4 separate regions of the Homo sapiens genome follow, and all the other regions are linked to region 1. A link is a contact called in ENCODE Hi-C or POLR2A ChIA-PET data. All regions are on one chromosome and are shown on one strand. Each heading gives the region's core, a stretch centred on a gene start or an enhancer-like site at or near the end of the contact. The rest is flanking DNA. Distances are from core to core; before and after follow the strand shown.

The links. A loop is a pair of places that touch in the nucleus more often than their neighbours do. ChIA-PET counts read pairs that join two places held with the same protein, here RNA polymerase II (POLR2A). Pooled maps may share reads with other maps.
Region 2: a map of naive thymus-derived CD4-positive, alpha-beta T cell shows a loop between it and region 1 (23-fold over the local background). The contact joins the promoter of CHRM3-AS2 here to the promoter of CEP170 in region 1. A Hi-C loop is called at or near these places in 2 of 168 maps with a recorded cell type or tissue (both naive thymus-derived CD4-positive, alpha-beta T cell) and 7 of 50 pooled maps. POLR2A ChIA-PET finds 5 or more read pairs at or near these places in 1 of 52 experiments (CD4-positive, alpha-beta T cell).
Region 3: a loop to region 1 is called in a map of CD8-positive, alpha-beta T cell, with 11 times the contacts of the local background. The contact joins the promoter of CNST here to the promoter of CEP170 in region 1. A Hi-C loop is called at or near these places in 4 of 168 maps with a recorded cell type or tissue (B cell, CD8-positive, alpha-beta T cell, naive thymus-derived CD4-positive, alpha-beta T cell and 1 more) and 11 of 50 pooled maps.
Region 4: a loop to region 1 is called in a map of CD4-positive, alpha-beta memory T cell, with 9 times the contacts of the local background. The contact joins the enhancer-like site here to the promoter of CEP170 in region 1. A Hi-C loop is called at or near these places in 2 of 168 maps with a recorded cell type or tissue (CD4-positive, alpha-beta memory T cell and naive thymus-derived CD4-positive, alpha-beta T cell) and 8 of 50 pooled maps.

The regions. Positions count from the first base shown.
Region 1 is chr1:243,250,033-243,256,530 of GRCh38, forward strand. It overlaps CEP170 (centrosomal protein 170), which reads right to left and starts at 5,249. Exons shown (of 20, transcript NM_014812.3): 1 at 5,008-5,249. SDCCAG8 (SHH signaling and ciliogenesis regulator SDCCAG8) reads left to right here and starts at 6,009. Exons shown (of 18, transcript NM_006642.5): 1 at 6,009-6,208. The coding sequence starts at 6,142.
Region 2 is chr1:239,717,666-239,724,079 of GRCh38, forward strand. CHRM3-AS2 (CHRM3 antisense RNA 2) reads right to left here and starts at 1,454. Exons shown (of 3, transcript NR_103776.1): 1 at 1,285-1,454. The region is part of intron 5 of CHRM3 (cholinergic receptor muscarinic 3); the gene reads left to right.
Region 3 is chr1:246,562,723-246,569,720 of GRCh38, forward strand. CNST (consortin, connexin sorting protein) reads left to right here and starts at 3,734. Exons shown (of 11, transcript NM_152609.3): 1 at 3,734-3,941. TFB2M (transcription factor B2, mitochondrial) reads right to left here and starts at 3,539. Exons shown (of 8, transcript NM_022366.3): 1 at 3,104-3,539; 2 at 1,624-1,712. The coding sequence starts at 3,416. RefSeq lists enhancers at 3,229-3,508, 3,739-3,798, 3,839-4,338.
Region 4 is chr1:247,206,844-247,213,388 of GRCh38, forward strand. No RefSeq gene overlaps it. Among named protein-coding and RNA genes, the nearest start is that of MIR3916, 8.1 kb to the left of the region's middle. RefSeq lists silencers at 3,606-3,815, 3,956-4,215 and an enhancer at 3,622-4,121. Within about 2 kb of position 5,273, at least 2 of the 41 ENCODE cell types and tissues checked have a DNase peak (open chromatin) inside an H3K27ac peak, as active enhancers do.

The DNA.
Region 1 (6,498 bases), core at 3,999-6,498:
TGCACTCCAGCCTGGCGAGAGAGCAAGACTCCGTCTCAAAAAAACAAAAACAAAAACAAACAAAAAGGCCCCAAAAACAAACAAACAAAAAAAACCCATCCGAATGGTTTTCATTATTTTTGTGTCACCTTTCCTCCCAGCATCTTTTATTTATGTAACATTCATTCTATTTATAAATGTGCATGGCTTTGTCCTTGGCTATATTAAGTATATGGCCAGGATGGAGACATAAGAGTTTGGCTTGTTGAATTTATAAATGTCAAAAAGCCAGGAAGGAAAGCTAATCCCTTGGATGACAGAATCATGATTCAAGAAGATCTCAAGTTTTAACTATAGCTACGTTCACGGAGATGAAATTTAATAGGAGGCAATGGTAAAATACTGGTTTAAAAACATCACCTGTGTGTTTATACACAATGGGAGAAATCTAGCTAAGTGTAAAAATGTTGGTTTATGTTGACTACATCAGTGGTTTCCAGACCAATTTTTCAGAAAACAAATTAAGAATCAACATAAGGCTGCCAACTTTTTATTGGTTAATCAGGAACACTAAAATAAAACAAAACCCCATGACCAACATCAAAAGAAACTTAACCTATCATTACTTAATAGGTGTTACTAACACTATCATTTAATAAAGGCCATTTATGAACATTAGAAAAGGAGAACAAAATCTCAAAAAATAGTACCTTGAATTACATAAATATAACTTGAAAAGCCATGTAACATTTCTCTCTCTCTCTCTGCTTTTTGCTTTGAATTAGCAGAGATGACTGTTGTTAAAGAGTTGATACAATTTTAGACTTTAAACACAAGTGTATGGCTTGAAATAAGGAAAGGGACAATTTCACTGCACTTTGCATTCAGACCATAACTGCAGAATTAAATATGGAAACAAGATCAGAACACAAAGAATAGCACTGACAAAACTGATTGAATCCAGCTGAGAGATGTGAGGGATGGCAAAGGAAACCATATGAAGTTGGAGGTGTCCTAACATTTAGACAAGAGAAAATCTAGCTAATATATTGAGAAAAACCTTACTTCATCTTACTCCTAAAGACTGAATTGCAACCAGTGGGAAGAAGTTATATAGTAAAAGCAGCTACTAGCTCAATTTAAGTGAGATCTTCCTATTACACTTTTTGGAAGCTAAACAGGCTTTCCTATGCCCAGGGAAGGGTTTGTGGAGAAGTTGGACCCAATAACATCTCAGAGATATTAGTAGTGGGTGATACATTGTATGAGCTGACTTCTAAAGTTCCCTTGAATTCTAAAATTTTATGAACCAGAGTAAGGAAATAAGTGGTACCCTTTAACTTACTAAAAAAGATGAGTAGAAAGAATTTTGGCTTTAGCCAAAAAGACAAAGGTTCAATTATAGGCCCTATCACTTAGGAATGTGTAACGCAGAGGCAAAGTTATTCACTAACTCTATGCTTCAAATTTTTTCAATGTGTAAAAATAATACCTTAATTTAGAAGTTTGTTGCAGAAATTAAATACACACACACCACACACACATAAACTTCCTGGCACCTAGGAAATGTTCAAAATTTGGTAGGTATTATTCAACGATTCAATAAATATTGTGTTTCAAAGGGTAATATTTTCTATATCATTTATTACTTATGGATATACTTAAAAAATGACTTGTTCTCTGCTATGTGTCATTTGTTTTTCAGACCTCAACAATGCATGCTTGGGATTCTTTTCCACTTCTATACTTTCTGCAATTCCTGTTTGTATGTAAGTAGATTTTATGAGGTTTTCTTTAACTTTGCTTTTGCTGTTTTGTTTTTCCACCTTTATTTGATATAAAAGTGGGCTTTAACAGCAACACACATTGGCTATGTCACTGGCTTTGGCTAAAACATTTCTGCTAAACTGGACAATATATCCAGTTTAATCAACCACACTACCAGACAGATGTTTTTTATCTCTCACAATGGCTAACTCACTGCTGAACACTCCTTTATGAAATTTTTGAGTAAGTAAATAAAAACCTAGGGTATCTGATTAGAAATTTTGGTTATTAATGAAATAAAGATATTTCTTCCCATCAAAAGTATCCCATTTCTTAATGAAACAGATCAACACTGAATGCTCCAGTCAATACTATCTACTCACCAAGCATTCTTCAAATGGCACGTAACTGCTCTTTTGTTATACTTCCAGAATAATTTGCAACTGTACAGATACTTTAGTTAGCAATTAAATATCAGGTTGTCTGTCAGATACTTAGTTGAAGAGTACACTGCTTAACATCCCAGTGTTTGGGACAGATAAGAAAGAAAAGTCTTTACCTATTAATTAGTATAGAAAAAATATTTTTCAGGAATACAATTTTGTGGAATAAAAAACATTTTGACAAAAAAGCTTAAGCATATACAATATTTAGTACTAGATGAGCATTATCTAATTGCAATCAGATACAATAATAAAACTAGTTCTTTTTTTCAGTAGATAAAAAGGAACAAGAAACTGATACTTGGAACAAATCAAATAAATCACGAAGCACAGAATTTTAAAAAGTACCATAACAGCATTAATATGCAGAATGTATGCTAAGGTTTACAGTATAAATTTCACTATTCTAATGTTAAAATAGGGAACAGGCAGATTATTTCCATACAAAATAATCTCAGAACACAATGAAATTTACCAGTAAAATACATTTAAAGCATGATTGAATATAATCCCACATACTGAAATTTAGTTACAGATTTTTAAAGTTGAAATTTAAGATAAATAATAAATCCTTTAAAGAAGTCTATTAAAATGCAACGTAAAATTAAACGATTAAAATTATAAGGGAAGAAAAAAGCACTTTATGGCAAAATCAACCCAATAAAAAACATAAAGTTAATATATCTTAAAATGTAAATTCTAGTTTAAGTTAAAAGTAATCACTAATAACTCATTAATGATTACAACTCATTAACTGTGGCAAAATAAACATCATAGGTTCTTGTTATGCGGAAATTTTATTTTTAACACAGCCTATAGAGTTGATCATCATACTATTATAAAATACTATTGATTTTCAAGAAATAATATTAAAACCTACCGTTAAGTAGCTACCATTAGGTAGTAGGGAAAACACTGCAACACTTCGTTTTTATGAAAAGCACATGTTAGGACATCTTTCCTCATGTAGTAAGTTACTTTATGAAAGTAAAGGTCCATTTTAGGAGGATTACTACTTTTACATCACAAAGGCAAGAACTAGATTAATCACGGTGAGAATCAAGTTCAGTGATAGTCACAGCCTACTCAGGGAGCACATAGAGAAGCTTTCCATACATTTTCACAAGGTAAAAGGGCTAGGGGGACACAGGAAAGATCACTCTGCAGAATGGACCTTGAGTTTCGTTTGGCTCTGCCTTCGATTAACTGTCTGGCTTGGGCAGACAAGTCAGTTAACTTTCTGAGTTTTAGTGTCTTCCTCTGTCAAGTGCACTTGGGCTCTTCCGTGTTATCTACAAAGTTAGGAAGAGCTAAAGGCAGCCCTAGTTTTACTTTTTAAAAAATAATAACAGAAAAATACATAAGTTGCTATTCATCAGTGTACTGTTTCCAGAGCTGAATTCCTAAGTCTCTGAAGCATACCCAGTTAGGGTTATACCAGTGAAGATCCAGATACTATAGTCATAATGTCACTCTCTCCTCTCCCATTATTCCTCCACCTGCTCCTCCCCATCCTGCTTTATTCTCTCTTCTGGTGTGTTTTAAGAAGCAACGCCAGCAAACGGCTGCATACATTGTAAGCTTAAGGATTAAATCATTTTAAAATATGCATTTTCAATCAAATGTATCATCTGCTTCGCCAAATTCCTCCCAAATGGCTGAATTTTCATTAAGAGAATAAAAATGAGTTAACAACTTCGGTAACAGAAATGTACTGGGCCAGTTGTTTTGTTTGTTTTACTTGCTTAAAAAATAAACGGAAAGATGTATCCATTCCCTCAGGAACATAAATGCATTACCTGCCCAATGAAAAAACAATTCTGCTTGTTCATTTCCCTGACACAACAGCTTCGTTGTCAGGCCCTCTCTAGCCCAGGCTCCAACGTCACCTAGTAATTTTATATTGATCACCTTGGCAGTGCTTGGACTCCAGCAGGCATAGTCCCTGTCTTCCTTACATTCCTCAAAATAAATAAATAAATAAATAAATAAATAAATAAAACTCTACGAAACACCACCGAACAGAGATTCTGTGACTTAGTATACAAATCCCACGTCTTCCCGCCCTGTGTTAGGCAGCTGCAAATGTTATTTTTTCATCGCTTGCATAAAATGGAAGCGAAACGTACCAAAACCCTACATCTGAATCCTAGGACAATGAAGCCGACAGGAAGCCACTCTCTCCTCCCCCGGGTTTACTACAGAGCCAGAGCCTCCACGGGGTGCAGTCGCCAGGCAGGGTGCATGACACCGCGTCTTCCACGCCCTCCCAACGCGTCCAAAAGGTTGCTCGCCTGACCTCGCCAACCGCCTCACACCCCAAAACCAATCACACAAAAGGGATTGGCCCGGGGAGCTGCTCCAATGGGGGAAAAATCCCTTCCCCAGCGGCAGCGCAGCCATTCCCTCCAATGCTCCGCCCGCACCCCTCGCAAACTGCTACGGCGGAGGGGGGAGGGCTGCACAAAGCCAGTCGAAAGCTGAAAATGATTCAATGCACTTAGGGGATGCGGAGGCGGCAGCAAGGGGCTCGGGAAAGCCGGGGGGCCGCAGGACTGGAGCTCCGGGGGGCGGCGGGTGGGGGATGGGAAGGGTGGTCCCGTCAAGCCCCGGGTCCCAGGCGGGCAGAGGGTGGGGGTGGCGGCGCCGCGCGGAGCACCCGGGAAGCGCCCCCTTCGCGGTCCAGCCCCGCACCCCCGCCCCGCGGCGGGCGGCGCCCGAGTCCTCGCCGCAAACCCGAGGAGCAGGATGTGGAAAGCAGCCGCGGCGGTGGCTGCGGCTGCGGCGCCTACACCGAGCAGCCGATCGCATCACTTACCCCTTACCGTGGAGAGAGGGACCGGACGGGGGAGGCGGGGCGCGTCGCGTCCCGTGAGTCTCTCGCACGCCGTCCTCCCCCCACCTCGTCGTCGTCGTCGTCGCCGCTGTTGTCGTCGCTGCCGCTGCGGTCGAGCTCCGGGGCCCTCAGCTCCGCTGGGCAATAACGTTATTCCACACACGCCCCACACATAGCGGTAACGGCAAAGACCGACTGCCTAGTGCGCAGGCGCCTCGGGAAAGGGCGAGGAGCCGGACCCTATCCCCTCCTGCCCAGTTCCAACGATCCCTTACTGCGCAGGCGCCACACACAGACAATGAAAAGGGGTTGTGCGAGGGTCTCACCCACACGCTTTTCCAGCTTGCCCACTGCGCAGGCGTGCCCCGAAAGACCAGCTTGAACAATGAAGAGGACCTCGGCGTTAGGTGGGACCGCAACCAACAAGGACTACAGTTCCCAGCGGGCAGAGCGCCAACTCCAAGTGAAGGTCCGGTTGCTGGGCATGCTAGGAGTTGTAGTGTCGGCCGCCTTTACAATCTAGGCTGTTTGGAAGATTTAGAGCTTCTATTTCTTGAAGATTTATTCGACCGTTTTAAAAAATCTCGCAACTGAAGCAGGGTTCAGAGTTTACTATCTGCGTCCTTGAGTAGCCTGGGGATCAACTGCTGCATATTAGCAAATTTCGAAGCGTCAAGGCCTTCAGTGAGCCCTTTCTGTCATTTGGGTGGTCCAGGCAGCTGAAGAGTGGGATGGAGGCGGGACTAAACCAGGCTGGGCTGGAGGAAAAGGGCGGGGCCTGCAAGCCTGTCTCTTGGCAGCAGGCTCTGGCAGCCAAACCGTCCAAGCTAGCGCCTGGAGCGCAGTGGTTTCTGGGAATTGTAGTGTAACTGGAAGGCCCTGAGGATTGTCGAGCTTGCAGGTTCTGAACGTGAGGACTACAACTCCCGACGTGCAAAGCGAGGGCCAGTGGGTGGGAAGAGCCCCCAAGAGCTCTGTGCGGGATTCTAGGCTCCCCTGTGACAGCCGCGGCAGGAAGCAGGCGGGCGCTCCCCGGCCACAGGCCTGTTGTTCTCGGAAGGGAGAAAGCTGGACATTTCCCCACGTAACTCCCAGCTCTGGGCCTAGAGTGCGTGCATGGCGAAGTCCCCGGAGAACTCTACCCTGGAGGAGATTCTGGGGCAGTATCAACGGAGTCTCCGGGGTGAGTTGCTCCAAACCTCTGTCCCTAGCCCCGAGGTGCCCAGGGCCTAGTGGGCGGGAGCAGACCAGGTGCGTTTCCTAACACCTGGGTTCTGCCCCGTCCACGCTACAGAGGAGCAAGATGGATGTTGCTGTGGTCTTGAGGAGGATGAAATAGTTTGATTTAGTTTTTACAGTTAAGCAACGATGTTTCCTCAGATTCCCGTAGTTACCTCAATCAACTCCTTGATCTTAACTTGGCATCTTTCTCAACCGGCGACAGCAGAAACTCTTGGATAGCTCTATGCCATT
Region 2 (6,414 bases), core at 204-2,703, 3.5 Mb before region 1:
TAAGGTTTGCTCTTTTATGCTACCTGTCATTTCTGCCTTAAACAATGTCCGGGAAATTCAGCCACACACAACAAAGAACCAGATCCCTCATTTCGGTTCTATCCTTCCTCCTCTAGAACTGACATTCCTTGGGGCCGTGTCCTCAAGTGACGTGTCCTGCTCTAGCTAAATGGCAGTAATCTGTGTTTGACTCCAGCAGTTTATCAAGCTATGTCATTTTATGCCATGTCAGTTTATAGAGAGTGGCACAAGATACAACAGGATAGGGAAGCTGAGTTTTCTATTTGTCTACTTCATTGAAAACATGATTTTGTTTACTGACAAGTAAATGGTATAGGTGTAAGGAAAGAGTAGCAACTACCATATTATTTTGCCAGAATCCTCATGTTACCGTTTCAAAAAATGCCAAGAAAGATGACAGTGCATGTTATAACATCCCTTACAAATAATAGCAAAGCTTTAATCAGCTGCTACACAGACACACTCAGGATTGAAATGCAACCTACTAGGGTGAAACATGACAAGCGGTTCATTGAACACTGCGCAGAAGGTAAATGAAGTGTATATTTTCCAATCACAACTGGAATTTTAAGTGAGTGAAATGGAATAAACTCAGTTTGGAATTTGAAATAAATTCACCATGGAATGTGTCTTAGAGACCAAGGTTTACACTAGCGCTATACAAACTCCTCAGCGTGAAACATGACACAAGGTGAAATTTTCCTGGCATCTTAGAGTCAGATACTGACTTCTGAAGGACCAGGGCACAGACATTTCATCAAGAGCTATTTGTTTCTAATTGGGGAAGAAAATACAGATGTTTATATAATACTCTGGGTCAGGAGTAATATTCCACCTGGTACATGGAGTTTTGTACACTTTTTCAGAGGTGGTATTTCTAGCTGAGTGTTAGCAGTAAAACATTTTCATCAAATTTCCATTCTTTTTTTTTTGAAGCCTACTTGCATAGTTCTAAGGAGTGTCATAGCTCACACATAGTGACACTGATTAGTAAAAATAAGAAGTGATTGAAGAAAACACAAGGAAAGAATCAACTTGAAGTCATTCAGAAGTAACCACTAGTAGCAATTTAACTACCCTGTTGCCAAAGCTCTTTTCTTAAATTACAGATCCTCATGAGCTAGTAAGTTTGAAGGGGAGTCATAAAGAGGAACAGGCATTATACGCAAGGCTGAAGAAGCAGTTGGTAACTAACAGTACATCTTTTTCTAAGGTAAGTTTAAGGTCACAAAAAGACTTAATGTACAGAGTTGAAAAACTTACATATTTCTTAGAAGCTTAGAAGTTATGAGTTTAGTTGGGGCTCCAGGAAGATGCAAGATGCTAGACTCCAAAAAATAAGAGAGAGGTCCAGTGTAGAATAACACTCTATAGATTAAAGGAGGACTCAAGAGTAGAGGAAAAACTTAGCAAAATACAGGGCTATGAGTTAGGTGTTCCTAGTTAGAGTCTGAGTGTCCGGAAATGATGAAATGGGTGAGCTCCAAGAATGCAGGATATGTGAAATTGGTAATCAGATCTACTGGTTTGCTTGTTCTGAGTGTATCGTTAGGGTTTTTGGGGACTGGTGTTAGTGGTGTTGGCAGAATTAGTCCCCTGCTCTTGGTTATACCTGTCCACTTTAAACAGTAGCTTGTAGTTATTTAGCCCTTAATTGCATTCAGGTAAAACCAATATAGCACCCTATAATTCAGCAAATATTTGTTTTCCTGGCAGTATTACAGTTTCAGGGGGCAGTTCTAAGGTGATTACAGTTTCCACTGCTTGGAGCTTTCTGTATATTTATCCTTGGATTAGACTCAAAGTAAGCTGATTTTATCAAGCCACCGGGTAATTCTGACCATTTCATCTGGCGATTTTAGTACGGTATTGTTGCAGCTGACCTGTATACGTAAGGAATTACTGGGTCATCAGCTCTGGGGAATGTCTTTTGATTATGAACACATTTTCAGCATGTGTCCACTGAAGGTAAGGGGCAAAGAATTGCACGATCTACTTGAATGCCTGTTTAAATAGATAAAAGTGGGATTTTGGGCACGGCCTGGTTATATCTTCTTAAACGTAGGTAGTAGAGCCGCAACTCAGCGTAGCAACAAGAGATCTTTTGAACAACTGAACATTCAGATGAAGCAACTATGTCCTTCAAACCACATCCTTCCTGCTGCCTGTGGGAAAGGGGTGATATTTGTGTTGAGCTCTGAGCACATGCAGAATAGATCTGTGTGTATTTCCACAAATAAAAGGACATTGTGTGTGTGTTTGGCACCTGGGATGGCAAAAGCAGTTAATTGCTTCCGAAAGCTTTGTTCCAACCCAGGGATCGGCAGGATTTTTAAGCACTGAACTAGGAACTGGGCACTAAAAATACTTATGCAGAAGACCTATGATAGCAGTAAGTTTACAGAGCAGAGCTAAGACTTGCAAACCGTGTTGTATCTGTGTCTTTACTTACTATGGTTGAGAGGAAAGGATTTACACGCTGCGTTTGCAACCTGCAAAGTAATGAGCCGTGTTGTAGTAACATTTTGAGATATTGTATGTTGTGTTGTTTATATGAGGATCATTCAGAATATATAGAATATAAGTATATGTTTTTCTAAAACAAAAAACTTTGCCCTAGTTTCTTTGCATATATTGTTCACATCATGTTCATATAGTCACTGGCAGTTAATGATTTTTGTCATTTAGTCAGAAACAAAGTAGTGCTCTGCCTCTGAAACCCCAAAAAAACCTAAATTAAAGTAAAATTAAAAGATGTATTAAAATTAAACTTGGATTATCAAAATGAAACAGTAATGCTCTCGTGCCACTCAACGCCAGACTTTTCATGTTGCAGATAGCAAGTGAACAGAAAGCTAAGCATGAACATATTTTAAATGCTCCTGATATTTTCAAATGCTTAATCCTAAGCCTTAAAGGGTTTTATCTATAGAGATTTGGGGAATTTCAGTGTTTCTTTTTCTTATTTTAGATTTCCTGTTAAGTTATTCTCCAGAGTTTTTATATAAAATGCACGAATAAGCATGATTTAACGAGAAGACAAAGTCTTAAGTGCTGTAATTCATGTTGGAAATCATGAGTATTTTTAAGTCTTCTTACTTATAATCAAAGTGGTCATCTCCTGAATATAATGAAAATAAGAGCAAGTGATAGCCCCTTATCTTTATTTAAATATGCTTTATCTGCAGGAGTTTGAACAACTCAGGCAAGGAAATATTTTGTTGAGAGGCAAGATGCATTTTTAAATTTATTTTTGCTTAATATGTGCTCAACTTAAATTGATTTGAGAACATATATTTAAGCAAGGTCTTCATAAATTATTATAAAATGAGAATTGTATATTGTGACATGTTTAATAATCATGATTTTATTCCAGTGATCCAATAAAAGGAGTGCTCAATTGAAGGAATGGAAATGTGTCAAAAAGCCCAAACTCTGCACAGTATAATGATTCCTAATTCTCAAAAAATCCAATGGGTTTTAGTTTCTAAAAGTGATACGATAAAAGAGTACAGAGTCTCTCTCTAATTCTGTGAGTGAAATTCTCTTTAGAGGGAATGCTGAATAAAAAAGATAAGATCAGGGAAAGAGGTGAAAGAAATGTTCTTCTCCAGTTCACCTTACATTAGGAGTCAACTTTTACCCAAGCTCAGGCAAAGTTACTTATATGAGAATCCCGGTACTTCAGGATGGAGAGAATGAGAAACAAGAAAATGATAGGCATGGTATTAAATCTTAGGTATGGCAATTCTATTGAGCAACATTAATGTTTTGGAAGGTTCTAAATCATAATAAGAAGTATGTATCTCATGCATGATACAAATGCATTTCATTAACAGGGAGAACAAGGTTTAGAGCTGAAAGTAAATCAAAGTAAGAGTTTGTATTTTAATGAAGTACAGAAGAGCTGCCCTCCTAAAGGATTGAAAAGGACTCAAAAATGTCCTTTACATATTGTCAGTACAAATGAAGAACATGTATTGAATTAATTCCTACACAGAAAATTCATCATGGAATAGCCAATAGGTATTATCTTTCTACAGTATGAGAAGTACAAAAGAAGTCTTTACTATATAATCTGATTCAGATTATATGCACTCGTGTGTATCATAGGCACTCATGAAACAATTGGAGAAAAATACAAACAAAACAAAGCAATGTAATGGTGTGGCATGAAAAAATAAATATTGCAGCAGGTGAGCGAGGGAAATCAGAGCTGATGTGGGAGATTTGCAGGACAGTGACTTTTTTTTAAGATGCACTTTTAAAAGGGGTGAAATGTGTCCCTTCAACACAAGGCATTCCAAACCATGAAATCCTAGAAGAAAATGAAAAATCATTAATTTGCCAATTCACATTCAGCTTTTGGTTCATGGGACAGGCATTTAGATACAACACAACCTATTTGATCTTCTCCTCCATAAATCATTCAGTTCCTTTAATGTTCCAGCCAAAGTCTGTGAAGCAATGTAACTGCTTGATTTTGTCAGGCGATTTATAAAAATGTAGTCACCTGGAAAATGCTAAAGGGATTGACTGAAACCAATTTTCACTCTTGTGAAATGCATCTTTGTTTCAGTCAGGTTGACTCAATAGCTAACAAAACAGAAAGAACCTGACAGACATGTTTCCCAGTGCCCATTGGCCTTATGTGCCTACCCACTCACATATACCTAGTTAGTTGCATGAACAGATATTATTGCTGTCTCCTCCCCACAAATATTATTTTTGCTACCTTAAAAAGACTTTCCTCTTGCAATTTAACAGTAAAAGGACACAAATAACAAAATCTTAAGACTTAAGTTCTAGTCTTAATATCATTGCCTATAGGAGTTGTGACTTTGGTTTTTAGTTCACATCTCTTAGTCTTGGTTTTTCTTCATTGCATTATTACTCATTAAGCACTCTGAGCAATACAAATGCATTTTCTGCAGTGCAAATGTATTGGAATTGACAATCTTCATTATGTTAAATATTAAGTAGAACTTTGTACAAATAATGCATTTCATTTAGAACTGAGTTAACATATTCAAGAGTGGCATTGAATTCAGAAACTGAATTGTTTCTGGCCTGGACAAGCTATGCATTTATGGTTAAGAACATTCATAAACATGATTGTACCTTATTGAATCTCATATTTCTTATAACTTATTTTTTTCATTGTTAACACATTCCAGGGTAAATATGAACATGTATCAACTAGGGAATATAAAAAATCAAAAGAGAAATAAAAATCAACTAGAATTGGTTGATTATGTCATCACTGTACTAATTCGTTTTCCTCAAAGTACAAAAATTCCATGTTGATGCATATATTGTACCTAGATTAGCACTTGGAGCCAATAGAGACTTTTGAATTTTCTCAGTATCCTCTGCTTTCTATCTCTCATTTCACCTCTGTAAGGTGAGAAATACTGTTGAGTTGGAATGTCAATAATATCTAAACTGGCTTTCATTAATAAGAGGTAACTATGTCCATTTATTTAGCTATACACCAGGCACTAGCACTCAATTACTTGCCAGAAATGCTAAATACATGAAACAATTCTGTTCAATAAGGATAAAACAGTGCCTAAGTAATTTCTATAGGTATTCTAAGGATAAAATAAGGAAAAAAATAAATGCATTCTAAAGTATAATTAATTATAGCTTTAATTTTTAAATGTCAATGTTTTGTCAATATTTTTCTTTGAAAGGTTAACAATGTATATTATCTTAATAGAGATCACATGAATCAAATTATATTTTGCCTTATTTTGGACTGTTTCAACTTTGTCTTTCAAAATAAATAATGGGTCAATAAGGGTTGCCAAATTCAATACTGAGACAAATGTTTATTAAGCTCCCATATGGCTATTACTAAAATGTACTACTACAAATATCTGTAATAATTGCTGCCATATATCGAAAAATTCCTGTATGCCAGACACTGCTTAGTACTTCATATGTTCTGTCTCACCACACTGATCATTTGCAGGATATAAGGTGATTAAATATAATCCCCATCATTTGGGGCAAATTGTATGAGATGTGTGTAGAATTAGAGTAGGAGTTGCTGTGGGTCAACATGACTGGCCCAGGGCTAATACGTTTTAAGGCCCTCCTCTTCTCACCATTTAGCCTCTTGGGATTCTAGAACTTAAAGATGAGGCCTCATAGTATAGGCCAGTAGAAGTTTGCATCCTGTCTGCAGCAGTTCAACTGAGTGCCAGATTGAGAAGCCTGCCAAAACTCCAGGGGCTTTCACCACAAAAAGTAGGGAAACAAACTTCATTTTGTGAATGGGTATATTTTGGCCCTGAGCTGACATTCACTGAAGCCAAGCTGTACAGCCTCTGGTATTCTCAAATATGCTTAAAAACCCACAAACCTGCCTTTTTTTTTTCCATCCAA
Region 3 (6,998 bases), core at 2,484-4,983, 3.3 Mb after region 1:
GATCTCAGCTCACTGCAATCTCTGAGTCCCGGGTTCAAGCGATTCTCCTGCCTCAGCCTCCCGAGTAGCTGGGACTACAGGCATGCGCCACCACGCCCAGCTAAGTTTTGTATTTTTAGTAGAGACGGGGTTTCACCATGTTGGTCAGGATGGTCTCAATCTCTTAACCTAGTGATCCGCCCGCCTCTGCCTCCCGAAGTGCTGGGATGACAGGTGTGAGCCACCGCGCCCGGCCCACAGGAAACATTTTTAAAAGCCGGCCGGCAGAATGTCTCCTTAGCCTTGACGGACCCGCTTCCTGGTCCCTCAGCTGCTTCTGATGTTTCTTCTTAAGAAAAAATAAAATGTGGTGTACAGTAACCTTTCAATGAAAACACAGCATCCCAGGAGACTGAAAGCCTGCCGCTGTGTGTTTCCACTGTTCAACAGCTGACACAGGGATTCTGATGCTGCTGTGCTGCTTAGTTTCTCTGAACACACTTTTTTTTTTTTTTTTTACTGTACTAATGGTATGTCATTTTTTCTACTGTTAAGCACTCATGTGTGAATAAGTGTAAGAAAATGATGGCTTATCAGAAGCATATAAATTCGGAGTCAGGAGCTAGGCATGGTGGCTCACGCCTGTAATCCCAGCACTTTGGGAGGCCAAGGTGGGTGGATCACCTGAGGTCAGCAGTTCAAGACCAGCCTGGCCAACATGGTGAAACCCCGTCACTACTAAAAATACAAAAGTCAGCTGGGCATAGTGGCGGGCGCCTGTAATCCCAGCTACTTGGGAGGCTGAGGCAGGAGAATCGCTTAAACTTGGGAGGCAGTGGTTACAGTGAGCCGAGATCGCACCATTGCACTCCAGCCTGGGTGACAAGAGAGAAACTCCATCTTAAAAAAAAAAAAAAAGTCAGGGATGATGACGATGTCAAACAAGGAGATTGTTCACATGGGTGGGTGACATAGTGACACCTTTGCTTTCTGATGGTCCAATGTACACAAATTTTGTTTAATGCACAAAATTATTTAAAATATTATACAGAATTGCCTTTAGGCCTTATGAATAAGATGTATATGGAACAAAAAAGGAATTTTTAGACTCGGGTCCCATCCCCAAGATATCTCATTATGTATATGCAAATATTGCAAAATATGAAAAAATTTGAAATCCAAAACAGTTGTGTTCCCAAGCATTTCAGATAAAATACTTAATTTGTATGCCAACCTTTCTTGCCTTTCAAACCCTAAATATAGAGGTTACACAGATCCATTAACCTAATATTAGCACTTATTCCAATTAGATTCCAAGCTCACAGAAGAAAGGAGCACAGCGCAGCTTAGTAGAAATGGGGAAACAAGCCTAGGGATGCCAGTTATACGCTTTGTTCAAAGTCACCCAACTAGGCTGTAGCCGACCTAGAACTAGCAAACAAGTCTTAGAACTCCTCATGTTTCAGCCATTCAACAGCACTGAATATTAACTGTGTTCTAGTCTTTGGGAATAAACAAGATATTTCAGAGATGGCTCCCTAAAAGATATTCTATGTAAAACACTGTGTGCTTAATTCCATTTCCTTAAACCACTCACAGATAGTTGAACAAACAATAACATACGTTGAGAAACTAAAAATATACCTCCAAATGTGGAATAAAAGTTTTGTCACTTTCGAGCGCAACCACTTTGGCACCAGCTTCAAGTAATGCCTGAGTCAGGATTCCAGGACCTGGCACATTAACAGAACGAAAAGTTTATTTGTACAAGAAACATAATCTCTTTCAATACCAAACTTTCATTAGATGTTTCACACGTTATTACCTGGTTTTTAAATCTGACAGCATCCGCAAAGTAGATGTCACTCTCCTTTTTACATATAAGGAAACAGGAGATTATATATACTTATTTGACTCCAGCGTCAAAAGTGATGCAGCTTGGCTTTGAAATCATTGTCAGCGACTGCAAAACCTGCACTCTTTTTTTTTTTTTTTTGAGACGAAGTCTCACTCTGTCACCCAGGCTGGAGTGCAGTGGGGCAATCTCGGCTCACTGCAACCTCTGCCTCTTGGGTTCAAGCGATTCTCCTGCCTCAGCCTCCCGAGTAGCTGGGATTACAGGCGCCCGCCACCACGCCCGGCTAATTTTTGTATTTTAAGCAGAGACGGAGTTTCACCATGTTGGCCAGGCTGGTCTGGAACTCCTGACCTCAAGGGAACCACTCGCCTCGGCCTCTGAAAGTGCTGGATTACAGGCGTGAGCCACCGCACCAGGTCAAAACTTGCACTCTTCATCACCATGATTCACTACCTCTTAGAAGAAAAAAGTCACAGCAAAATAGATTGCCTCTAGCCTATCACTTCCTCACGGACTACACGGATGCTTTAACCATCAAAGAGATTGTCAAGCCTAAACAGAACTGACTCCCTGTGATATGAAATGGTGCTTTAAAAAACTATCATTCAAAAAGCCTATAAATCTTGTGTTCTTAGCATCCTGCTATGGTCTATAGGGAATGCACGGAAGAATAAGATAACATCATTTTTTCAGCTGGCAGAGGCTTGCAACTCTTTTGGGGAGATAAGATCTAAGAGCATGTTTTATCAAAATATTGTGTAAAGTGCAAGCTGCTACAGAAATACTTTGTGGTGTCATTAACGATACAGACTCTACGCTTATGTAGTGGGCAATCTCTCCAACTAAGGAGCTTCAAACAAAGACCCGTATCTGGACGGGCGCAGTGGCTCACGCCTCTAATCCCAGCATTTTGGGAGACCTAGGGGGGAGGATCACGAGGTCAAGAGATCGAGACCATCCTGGCCAACACGGCGAAATCCCGTCTCTAGTAAAAATAAGAAAATTAGCTGGGCGTGGTGGCGCGCGCCTGTAGTTCTTGCTACTCGGGAGGCTGAGGCAGGAGAATCGCCTGAACCCGGTACGCGGAGGTTGCAGGGAGCCGAGATCGCCCCACTGCACTCCAGCCTGGCAACACAGCGAGACTCCGTCTCAAAGCAAAAGAACAACAAAAAAGACCCCCCAGTATCTAAAATAGCACCCCGAGGAGGGTCAATACGTTTGAATAAATGATGAACATCCAAGAAAATGCAATTCAGCTGGACTCACCTGGATTGCACTCCAGCAGTAGGTGTGGAGGTCTACTTGGTTTTCCCAAATAGATTTGCGCCAGGGTCTCAGCCAATCTCCGATCGGTTACGTAACGCTTAAAGTCTAAGCTGGCCTTAGACGCCTTCCTTGGCGGATTCCTGAAATCCGGTTCGGGCCACAGCTGCGGAGAGGAGTCAGAGAGCCCACAGTGGTTCCTCGCCGGCAAATGCTTTCGCGTCGCCGCTTCAGACCCTAAAATGCAAAAGCGACCAGCGCCCGCCAAGGCGGAGAGCCTCAGCCGCCGAGGAAGCCCGACCACTGGGATCCACATGTCCTTGTCTCTCAGGCCCGCTCCAAGAATCACCTAGTGCAGCTACTACAGTGAACCCCACGCAGGGTATCCCACGTGGAACATTTTCTGGCGTCCGGGCCAGGTCAAGCGGAAGTAAACACTAGAGCCTGCGCATGCGAACAGCGGAGCCTTCCTGCTTTTCTCCCTCACTTCCGCTTCCGCCTCGGCTCAGCCGCCCGAGGATTGTGAGTGGACCGTTGAGGAGAGCGACCGACCATCCGGCTGGTGTCCGGACTCGTACTCTATGGTTGTCCGCGCTCTGCGCTTCCTCTCTAGCCGCCAGTGCTCTATGCTCCGCGGTCGCGGGCCGCCAGCCTCCAGCCGGCCAGCCGCGAGGGGTGCGCAGAGGGAGGCGGGGCGGAAAGGCGAGAGGTGTCTCCTCCACCGGAGCCAGGGGAGACCCGAGCAAGCTCCGTGACAGCACGTCGGCCGCCATGTCGCCGAGTGGGGCTGGAAACAGACCCGGCGCCCAGCGGTAGCCCTCCTTGCGCCTCCGATTCCCAGGTGAGGAGAGGAGGAGCGGGATGCAGGGGACCCGCCGGCTCGCGGCCGGGATGGAAAGCCTTTCGGAAGCCTCTCGCTCCTCCCCCTGCGCTGTCCTCCTCCAGCCGCGCAGCCTCTGCCCTCCGGGTGAGGTGTAGCCCGGTCCCCTTACCTCCTCCGCCTCTCAGGTCGCCTGTTTTCCTCTCCTTTCTCAGCTACTGTGGGTCTCCTATTGCTGCGCGTCGCGCCAATTTCTCCCTCCCTAGGGGACTAGCGCCAGAAGTCGTTCCTCACCCGGCTCCTGGAGGAGCCTGCGGCTTCCACGGTCTCCGTTCCTTTCTGTTGTGTGGCCCACAGCCCGCTCTCCCCACCCTCGTGGATGGTTTTCATTTCCCCCCCACACCTGGTCCCCCCCATCACTACCACTTTGGTTGTCAAGAACCGCGTGGTGTCTCCCTTCCATTCCTCTCTCTGGGCCAATATTTTCCTTAATTTTTTCAGTTTGTGTGTTTAAAAGACTTAAAGTTAAGATTAAAAATGAAGATGTAAAAGCTTACAATTCCTTTCTAAGCTTAAAAAGATTAAGACTTTAGGATGCTTACTGTATTCCTTATGTAAACTTAGTCAAACACATCGTACTGTGGAATGCGATTTAAAAGACCCAATTTTGAAGACTAAAAATAGGATGCTGTAATGGAAATTTTGGCAGTCTTTTTTTTTTTACCTATTGGGCAATGTTAGAAGACACGGTTCTTTGAGAGTGTTTTCCGTGTTTCAGGATCAAACTTAGAGCTTTTACCCATTATCCTTACCACCAAGGCAAGAAACGGCAGCCAATCAACTCCGTGTCTTAGAATACGTACAATCCTTTCTGCTTACTCTACTGAGAGTGTAATTGAGTTTGGCATTTAAATGCACGAGGAAAAGGTTCCTAAGGAATGTATCACCCAGCAAATAGTCTGAAGATTATACTCATCTGATGAAGCTCAAGCGGATAAAGAATTGACAACTAAATATGACCTTTTGTGTATTATAAATTTGTTAGGACATCATAGAAAATATCTCATCAACTGTTGTGCAAACTGTGGGGACTCACTCATTGGTCTTAATTTGCTTAAATTCTTTTTTCGTACAGTTTTCTCACTGACAATTTTCTAGAGGTGACTTTGCATCCTCTGAACCTCTCTCCATTACTGAGCTGCCTCCCCCTCTCCCCTTAAAAAACATTTTCATAGATTCAGAAATACACTTTTTTCCCCCTCCAGGACCTGGAGTCCTAAATATTTTTAAATCAGATAAAATAGAATTATGTCTTCATGGTTCACTCATAGAAATGTGTCGTTGAATTTCTGACTTTTTAAAAAAAACACTGTGGTGGCTGGGTATGGTAGTTCATGCCTGTAATCCCAGCACTTTGGGAGGCCAAGGTGGGAGGATCACTTGCTGCCGGGAGTTCGAAGCCAGACTGGGCAACATAGACTCTGTCTCCTTAAAAAAAAAGAAAGAAAGAAAAAGAGAAAAAGAAAAATAAACACATTGTGGTTAAAAACAAAACAGTTATTTTAAAATGCACTGTCTTATTTCATAATGTTTGTGGACCAAAGTTAGCCTACTGAGTCCTAGAAAAACTGATGTCATTTTTTATTTTGCTTTTGAGTGTTATTATTTTCTCTTGGTTTTGGGAAAGAGAATTACATTATAATATTCCCTTTTTACAGTGTTGATGGTTCACTTGTTTGTAATTGAAGGTACTTGAATAATAAGAGATTTTTGTACATCTTATTTTTTTTCTGAGGTCCCAGGTGCTGAGAATGTTGATTTCACCTTAAAGATGAACTTTATGATCAGGATTTAGACATACTTTATTAGAAAAACTTGATTAGTGTGCAGTATTTCCCATCTTTTTTCTTAAGAAGTGTGGTTTTCTATCCTATGCTGTTTTTGCCTTTTTGAAGTAATTTTGAGATGGAGTCTACTCTGTCGCCTAGGCTGGTGCCATCTCGGTTCACTGCAACCTCCGCTTTTCGGGTTCAAGCAGTTTCTCCTGCTTCAGCCTCCCGAGTAGCTGGGATTACAGGCTCCTGCTACTATGTCCAGCTAATTTTTGTATTTTTAGTAGAGACGGAGTTTCGCCATGTTGGCCAGGGTGGTCTTGACCTCAGGTGATCCTCCGACCTCCACCTCTCAAAGTGCTGGGATTACAGGCGTGAGCCACCACGCCTTTAAAATACTTTTTTTCTTGCTTTTTACATTTAAATATATTTATTTATTTGTGAAGGCGGAGTTTTGCTATGTTGCCCAGGCTGGTCTCAAATTCCTGGCCTCATGCAATCCTCCCACCTCAGCCTCCCAAAACACTGGTATTACAGGCATGAGCCACCACACCCAGCCTCTTTTGGCTTTTAAATGACAACTGTAATTGGGAAATGCCAAGTGATAGTCCTTGCTTGCTGTTAGAATTAAGGCTGTAGGTCTGTAGCAGCAGTCTTCAATAGAAATACAATGCAAGCCATATAAGTAATTTAAAATTTTCTAGTAGTGGTATTAAGAAAGTAAAAAGAAACAGGTAAAATTTTAGTAGTATATTTTATTTAATCTTATATATGTTATTTTAACATGAAATCAATTTTTAAAATGAGATATTTTACATTATTTGATACTAAATCTATAAAATCTGGTATTTTATACTTACAGCACATCTCAGTTTGGAGAAGCCACATTTCAAGTGCTCAACAGTCACATGTAGCTAAATGTTACCTTACTGAGCAGCACAAATGATAGGATGGTCACATGATTTTTAAGCTGTCTTCCTACACTGAGAGTCTGATTCTGTGGGGTAAATTAAAAACTCCTCTTCCTGAAGTACTGCGGTATTTAATTTGAGAAGTTTCTATGCAGGAAGAGAGTTCTAAGTCTCTTCCTTTTAGTGTTTTTGTTTTGTTTTGTTTGTTTTGAGACAGATTCTCATTCTATTGCCCAGGCTGGAGTGCAGTGGCAGTCCCGGAGCCCTGAACTCCTGGGATCAAATGATCCACCTCAACCTCTCAAAGTGTTGAGATTACAGGCGTAGCCACCATG
Region 4 (6,545 bases), core at 4,023-6,522, 4.0 Mb after region 1:
TTTTTATTTATTTTTTTTTTTCGAGACGGAGTGTTGCTCTGTCGCCCATGCTGGAGTGCAGTGGCGTGATCTGGGCTCACTGCAAGCTCTGCCTCCCAGGTTCACGCCATTCTCCTGCCTCAGCCTCCCAAGTAACTGGGACTACAGGCGCCCGCCACCACGCCCGGCTAGTTTTTTGTATTTTTAGTAGAGACGGGGTTTCACTGTGATAGCCAGGATGGTCTCAATCTCCTGACCTCGTGATCCACCCGCCTTGGCCTCCCACAGTGCTGGGATTACAGGCTGTGATGTCTTTTTTTTCTGACACCAAATGTGTGGAGTTTGCTGAACACCAACCAATTCTCCAACACCAACAGGGTGCTGGAGCAACTCAGTTCTGACACCACCCAAAAAAAAGTTGGTACAGGACCCACAGGTTCAGGACTCAGTCCCACAACACTGCCCCCAAGGCAGGGGCCAGTCACACGTCCCCGGGGGCCCAGCAATACTTCTGGGCTACTGCCTATAGATCAGAAACTCCCATCACCCACTCCTCAAGTTCAATAATTTGATACAGCTATTCGCAGAACTCAGCAAAGCACTGTACTTATGTTTACCAGTTTATTGTAAAAGATACAACTCAGGAACAGTCAAATGGAAGAGCTGAATATGGCAATGGAAAGTGGTGGGGGAAGATGGAGCAGGTAAATAGCTGTGATTAATGAAATCCTTCAGCTCTGTGTTCTCCAAGAACAGCTTAATAAAAAGCAACACCCCTCTAACTTAGATGAAGCTCCTTCTTATACCTATCACAAAGCCAGGCACAGACTCTCAAATTCCCATTTTCCCCCTATAAACAGTCAGCTGAATAATTTTGTCTTCAGTTGTTAGAACAAAATACTTATTAACAAAACTGCTTAAGATTCTCTCCTTCTCCTAGGCCCATGAATTTGTCCCACCCTTTGCTTGAGCTAACATACAACTCCTATTTATGCCCCTCCTAAGAACAGGCTGATTTGGGAGTCAAACTTTCTCTAATCTAGGATCTGATTTGCCACCCTGCATCTTGTCCTCTCACTCTCACCTTTCTACTCTGGTTTGTTCCTCCAAACGAAAGAAAGCCCTTGTCTGCCTAAACTTTGAGATCCTGGAAGATATAGTTGGTGCTTTCCCTCTGTTGTAATACTCCTTTGAAGTAAGTAACTTCTTATCTAAATGTGAATTTGTTTTATTTGACAAAGTCTAGAAACAGCCCCAGAACAATAACAATTCCATCCTCAGAAAGAGCCTCCAGACTCCGACCCCAACAGCATCTGCCTGTGGATCCCAGCTCTCTAGGGCTCTATAGCTCCTCTCAGTATAAAGTGCTCCTTTCATGTTGGGGTGTGCAGGCTGGGACACCTGCAGGGGAGGCTCCCCAGTAAGAACTAACCGGGTCTTCAATGACCTTGTTTTGCAGGCTCAAGATTGGCCTTGGCTTAGAGTCACTGGGCTCCGACTTCTATTTCCCAGTCAGGGTTATTCACTTAGTTGTAAATGAGAAAATGCTCAGTGTTTGAAGAATCCAGCAAAATCACTCAAACACAGTGTTTATTTAAGAGAATAAAATTATAAGGCACTTACATTGTATACCTCAATAGAAAAAGCAAAACTCTCTATCAGTTTCAGACAATAAACATGTCACATTATTTCCGTAATTCAAATCATTCAGTAAACAATCACATATGAACATATCTAGGAGATGCCAAGTCCCATCTTGTAAAATTCAGTATTAAACTCAGACATCTAGATAATAGAGATATCAACTCCACAAGTCCTCTACCCTGCAAAAAAGAGGAACTAATATTTTGATGAAGCAATGTAATTCACCAATTAATCTACTACTTTTTTTGTGGAAATGTATTCATTTCCTATAGCCATACTGGAAGAGGATTTTCCCTATTACTTTCCCTGGTAGCATTCCCACAGCTACGCCCTGGGATTCTGTTTAAAATCACCCCTAAAAAGGAACAGGCCTGACAAACTTACTATACTCTAGGGAAGAAAAAGGTAAATCAGAATTTTTAACAAGTGAATATTTGACTATATATGTAATGTCTTTTCTGAAATCCACCTCTTAAACATTTTCTTACCTTTGAAACTCTACTGTTAAAATGCAATTGACAGTTAATAAAAAACTAAGGTTGAATTAAGTGAAAAAAATGTTTCAAGGTGTAAAACCCAGGAAGTGGCAATGCTGATTGGAACACAGACAAATCTGACTCAAGTGCCAAGTCAGGCCGTCCTATCACTTGGGACCTTCCTCTGTTTCCATACTGCTCACTGACCACCTTCCCGCCTTGCCCAGGAGCCACCACACTGTGCCCCACTGGGTGCCCCAAGTGGCTTGACTTTGCAGATTCTCGCGCCCCCTCACTGCAGTGGGTCTTCCTTGTCCTTTGGAACAGTTTTTCCCCCTTCACAAGTCTGAGAGAATCCAGATGTCAGAAATCATTTCTGTTTTTTCTTCTCAATATCAGCATCCAACTGGCTGACCAGCAATGTGTCCCCAAGGAACAGACGCTGGAGTTGGGTGAAGACAATCTGCATGTCCTAAGGGGTTAGCTTTGTAAATGAAGGGTAGGACCAGCTTCCTCTCAGCCCCAGGGCATCCATCTGCTCCCTTAAGAGGCTCCACCTCCATCACTGAGGCTGTCCTCTGGGAGGAAAGGAACAACGTGCTAATGTTCACTAAACATGCCTTGAGATGGGTCACCCCCAGACAATTATGAAACCCAGGCACAGAAAAAGACTGGAGGGTGGCTGAGGACACATGACCTTGTAAAATTTCCAAAGCAGAACCTCAAACCAAAGACATTCCGATAAGGTGTCTGTGCCTGGGGAAGATAAAAGAAGAGACACAAAGATTTTTTTTAAAGCAGTGTGTCAGGTGATTCTTCTCTGCTCACATAAAATGTTTACAAACAGAAAACAGATGTCTAAAAAAAGTGCCATCCAATGCTCTGTGAAAAAATGATGAAAACACTGTGTGTGAAATGTACAATAAAGGACACACAGGCTGGGGGGACAGGATGGTGGATGTGAGACCGTGCTTGCCACACATTTGGAAACGCAGTGGAAAACCAGTCCCCCTCTGGAGTGTTTAAAATAATTAACTAGCAATCAATTAGACTGAAGTAGCACTAGGACCATCGGTTCCTAAGGAAAAAAATCTAACTGAAATACATGTCTTGTAAATTACTACCTTAGGAAGAAACGATTTTCAGCCTGAACCAACCACAAACCTCCAATTAACCTCTCATTAAATAACCAGGAAATTTCCACCTGGACAGTCCACATAAGGCGACTCCACAACTGTAACTGTAACCAAGTTCTGAATTTGGTTCGCTTCCTTATGCCCCTTACAAAAGCCTTTGCTCCAAGCACCCACAAACCATGACTGGGCGCTCTGCATTGATGAACAGCTCTTTGCTCAAATAATCTCTTTAACGTTTAAACCTTGATTCCCTTTTCATTTTTACCAGGAGAAAGGAGGGCCTGGGACCCCACAGCCCACAGCTCCTCCCACGCAGTGGCTCCTCCTGGGTCGGGGCTCTCCCCCAGGCCCCTGCCGTCGCCACCGCACAGCTGCCAGCGAGGGGACGCGCCGGGCGGAAGTCGAGCGCAGAAGCGGACCGGACGCCGGGTGAGGCTGGCGGCCCAGCCCACATCCTGAGGCCAGGGGAAGCTGAGGGCCGGGCGGGTCCAGCGGGGTCTCGGGTCTGCAGACTCCGGAGGCAGCTGTGGGGAGGCCTGGGGCCGCCACAGCCAGTTCCAGCCCGTTTCCATCAGCCCCCTGCCCACCTCGGGACCCCGCCCACATACTCACCATTTCCCAGCTTCCCGGGTGTCCAGGCTGCTTAGCTATGGATCTCCTGATACCTGCAGGTCAGAGGGCAAGAGGCTGTGGCGGCCACCTGAGCTTCCCCGAGCAAAGCACGCCGAGCACAGAAGACGACCCAGCTGAGGCTGGCAGGAGAGACGAAGGCCCCGCCAGATCCCGGAAGCCGCGCCCTTCTGTCCGGCTGCACGCCCGATTGGACGGTTCCTACGTCAGCGCCCCTGATTGGATAGGGCTCCAGGCCCCGCCCCCTCAGTCCCTGAGTGACGGAGGATGTGATCGGACGCTGGGCTGAGGGCGACAAAGTGACAGGTTCTTGGCTGCAGCCTTTTCATGCAGGGCTTCCTGCTTGCGCTGGGCCTGGCCCAGCCCAGGGGGCATTTTCATTTAACCTTTTGTATAAGGTTATATCCATTTATAAATAATATATATATGTTATTCACAAATGAAAACAATATAATGGCAATGATTTTAACATTTCAGATTTTATGACCTTTCTGGCCTCTGGTAGTTTGATCAGGCAGCCTGAAATTTCAAAAAGGGAGGCAATCCTTTAAGAAATAAAATGTAAGCCACGTGTGAATTTTAAATTTCCTAGTAGCCACCTTTTAAACATTAAAAGTAACAGGTGAAACTGATTGTAATAATTTATTTAACCCAATATATTCAAAATATTATCATTTCAATGTATGATCAATATCTCAATATTCATCAATATATTAATGAACTATATAATTTTCGGTAGTCAATCTGTGAAACTCACTCTGTATTTCACCTTCCCAGCACGTCTCTGTTCAGCCACATTCCAGGCCCTCAGTACTCACACATGGCCAGTGGCTGTCACACTGCCGTGCAGCTCTGAGGGAGGTGAACGGTCTGAACCCTCATTTCCTTCCAGCAGTGAAAGATCGGTCCTCCTTATCAACGTCTCTCCCCAGGCCAAAGGCTGAAGGGACAGGGCCCTAGAGAGAGCAAGGGCTGCAAAAAGAGAGTGTCCACAGGTAGACCATTGCTGCCCCGCCTGCTGTCCATCTTCCTCCCAAAAATCAGACAGTCAAAAAAAGAACAATGGAGCCCCCAGGAGGACCTAATCCCCAGTCTTCAGGTCTTCCACAGCTTTGACTTCCAAAGTTTAGATATACAGAAAATAGATTAAACAAACTTCTGATATTGGTATTTGGCCTTGGCGCTAATAAACAGGCTATTGGTTGTCTTTTTCCTCCTATGGTGTGGGAGACTGGGTGAGTTTATGCACCAATCACGTGTACACATCTACATGTATCTCTACATAACTCACCACCGTCTAACAAGAGATCCAAATTTAAATAAAGGGAAAAGAAAATCAATACCTATAGGGTGCCTACTGTTTGCAGGTAACTAGTAATCAGTCTCTCATTGAATTCTGACATCCTGTCTGTAATGGGTGTGTGTGTTAGTTAGTTAGTGATGCATAACAAACCACCGAAACTTACTAGCTCATGATTCGGCTGGTCAGCAATTTAAGCTAAACTCAGCTGGGCAATTCTTTTGGTCTCAGCTGGGATCCTTCAGACATGTGTGGGCAGATGCTGATTGCAGCTGTTTCTAGGGGTGAGTTGCCTGTCAACTGGGGCACCTTCGTTCTTCTCCGTGTGGTATCTCGTTCCCCAGCAAGTTAATGTGTGCTTATTATCATAGAGATAACAGGATTCTGAAAGAAAAACAAAAGCACTCAAGTTTTGAACCTAGGTCCCAGACTAGCACACTGTTATATGTTCAGTTTTCTGTTGACCAGAGCAAATAAGACTCTAAACATTTTGAAATACAGATTTTGCCTCTTGAAGGGAGCAGCTATAAAAGCACTTTGCAAAGGACATGTATACAGGGAGGAATGAAGAATATTTGCAATCAGTATCATTATGCCTTTTCTTGCAGATGAGGTTTATATAAGTGTTCCTAGTCAAGAAACTTCCAAAACCCCACAGCTACTAAGCAGCTGGATTGGGATACAGAATCAACTGTAACTCCAAAGCCTGTGTACCTCCATAGACCATACTACTCATGCAACTGCCCTGGGTCTTCAAGGTTCTGGAGAGTTATACTTCTGCTGTTGAAGCAGAATTCTTTTGATATTTGTGCCCATATGGTACTGTTTATCATTGGCATAACATCCCTCAAGAAACTGCAGAAGCATGTTGGAAGGATATGGAATATTTAGGAAAATAGCTGAGGAATGAGTTTAGGAAATCAAAGCCAAACAACACATTATTTATTTTTCATCATAGGAGACTTTGAAAACATAAAATGTATTCCATATATCTGCAAATTCTTTTCATCATTTTTGGGTATTTTTAGGCTGCTTATGATTTTAACACAGACTAAAACTGCTGTGCCTGAAATAGCCTCTTATTCTGAAAGCAAGTGACATAAAGATAGGTCTGCTGATAAGACATTTTCTCCTGCTGCAATTTAGCAAAATATCTGAGTATGTCTTAAAGTTTTCCTTAGATTTTTAACAGGGCCAATTTATAGGCAGTAGCTCAGAAGTGTAGATGGTCCCACAGGGCTTGTGACTGGCATCTGGGTTGTTCAGACTTCTTTATATATTTTCACTAACAGTTCTTTATCAGCTATGTCTTTTGCAATTATTTCGTTTCATTCAGCAGCTTGTCTTTTCATTGTCTTAACAGTATCTTTTGCAAAACAA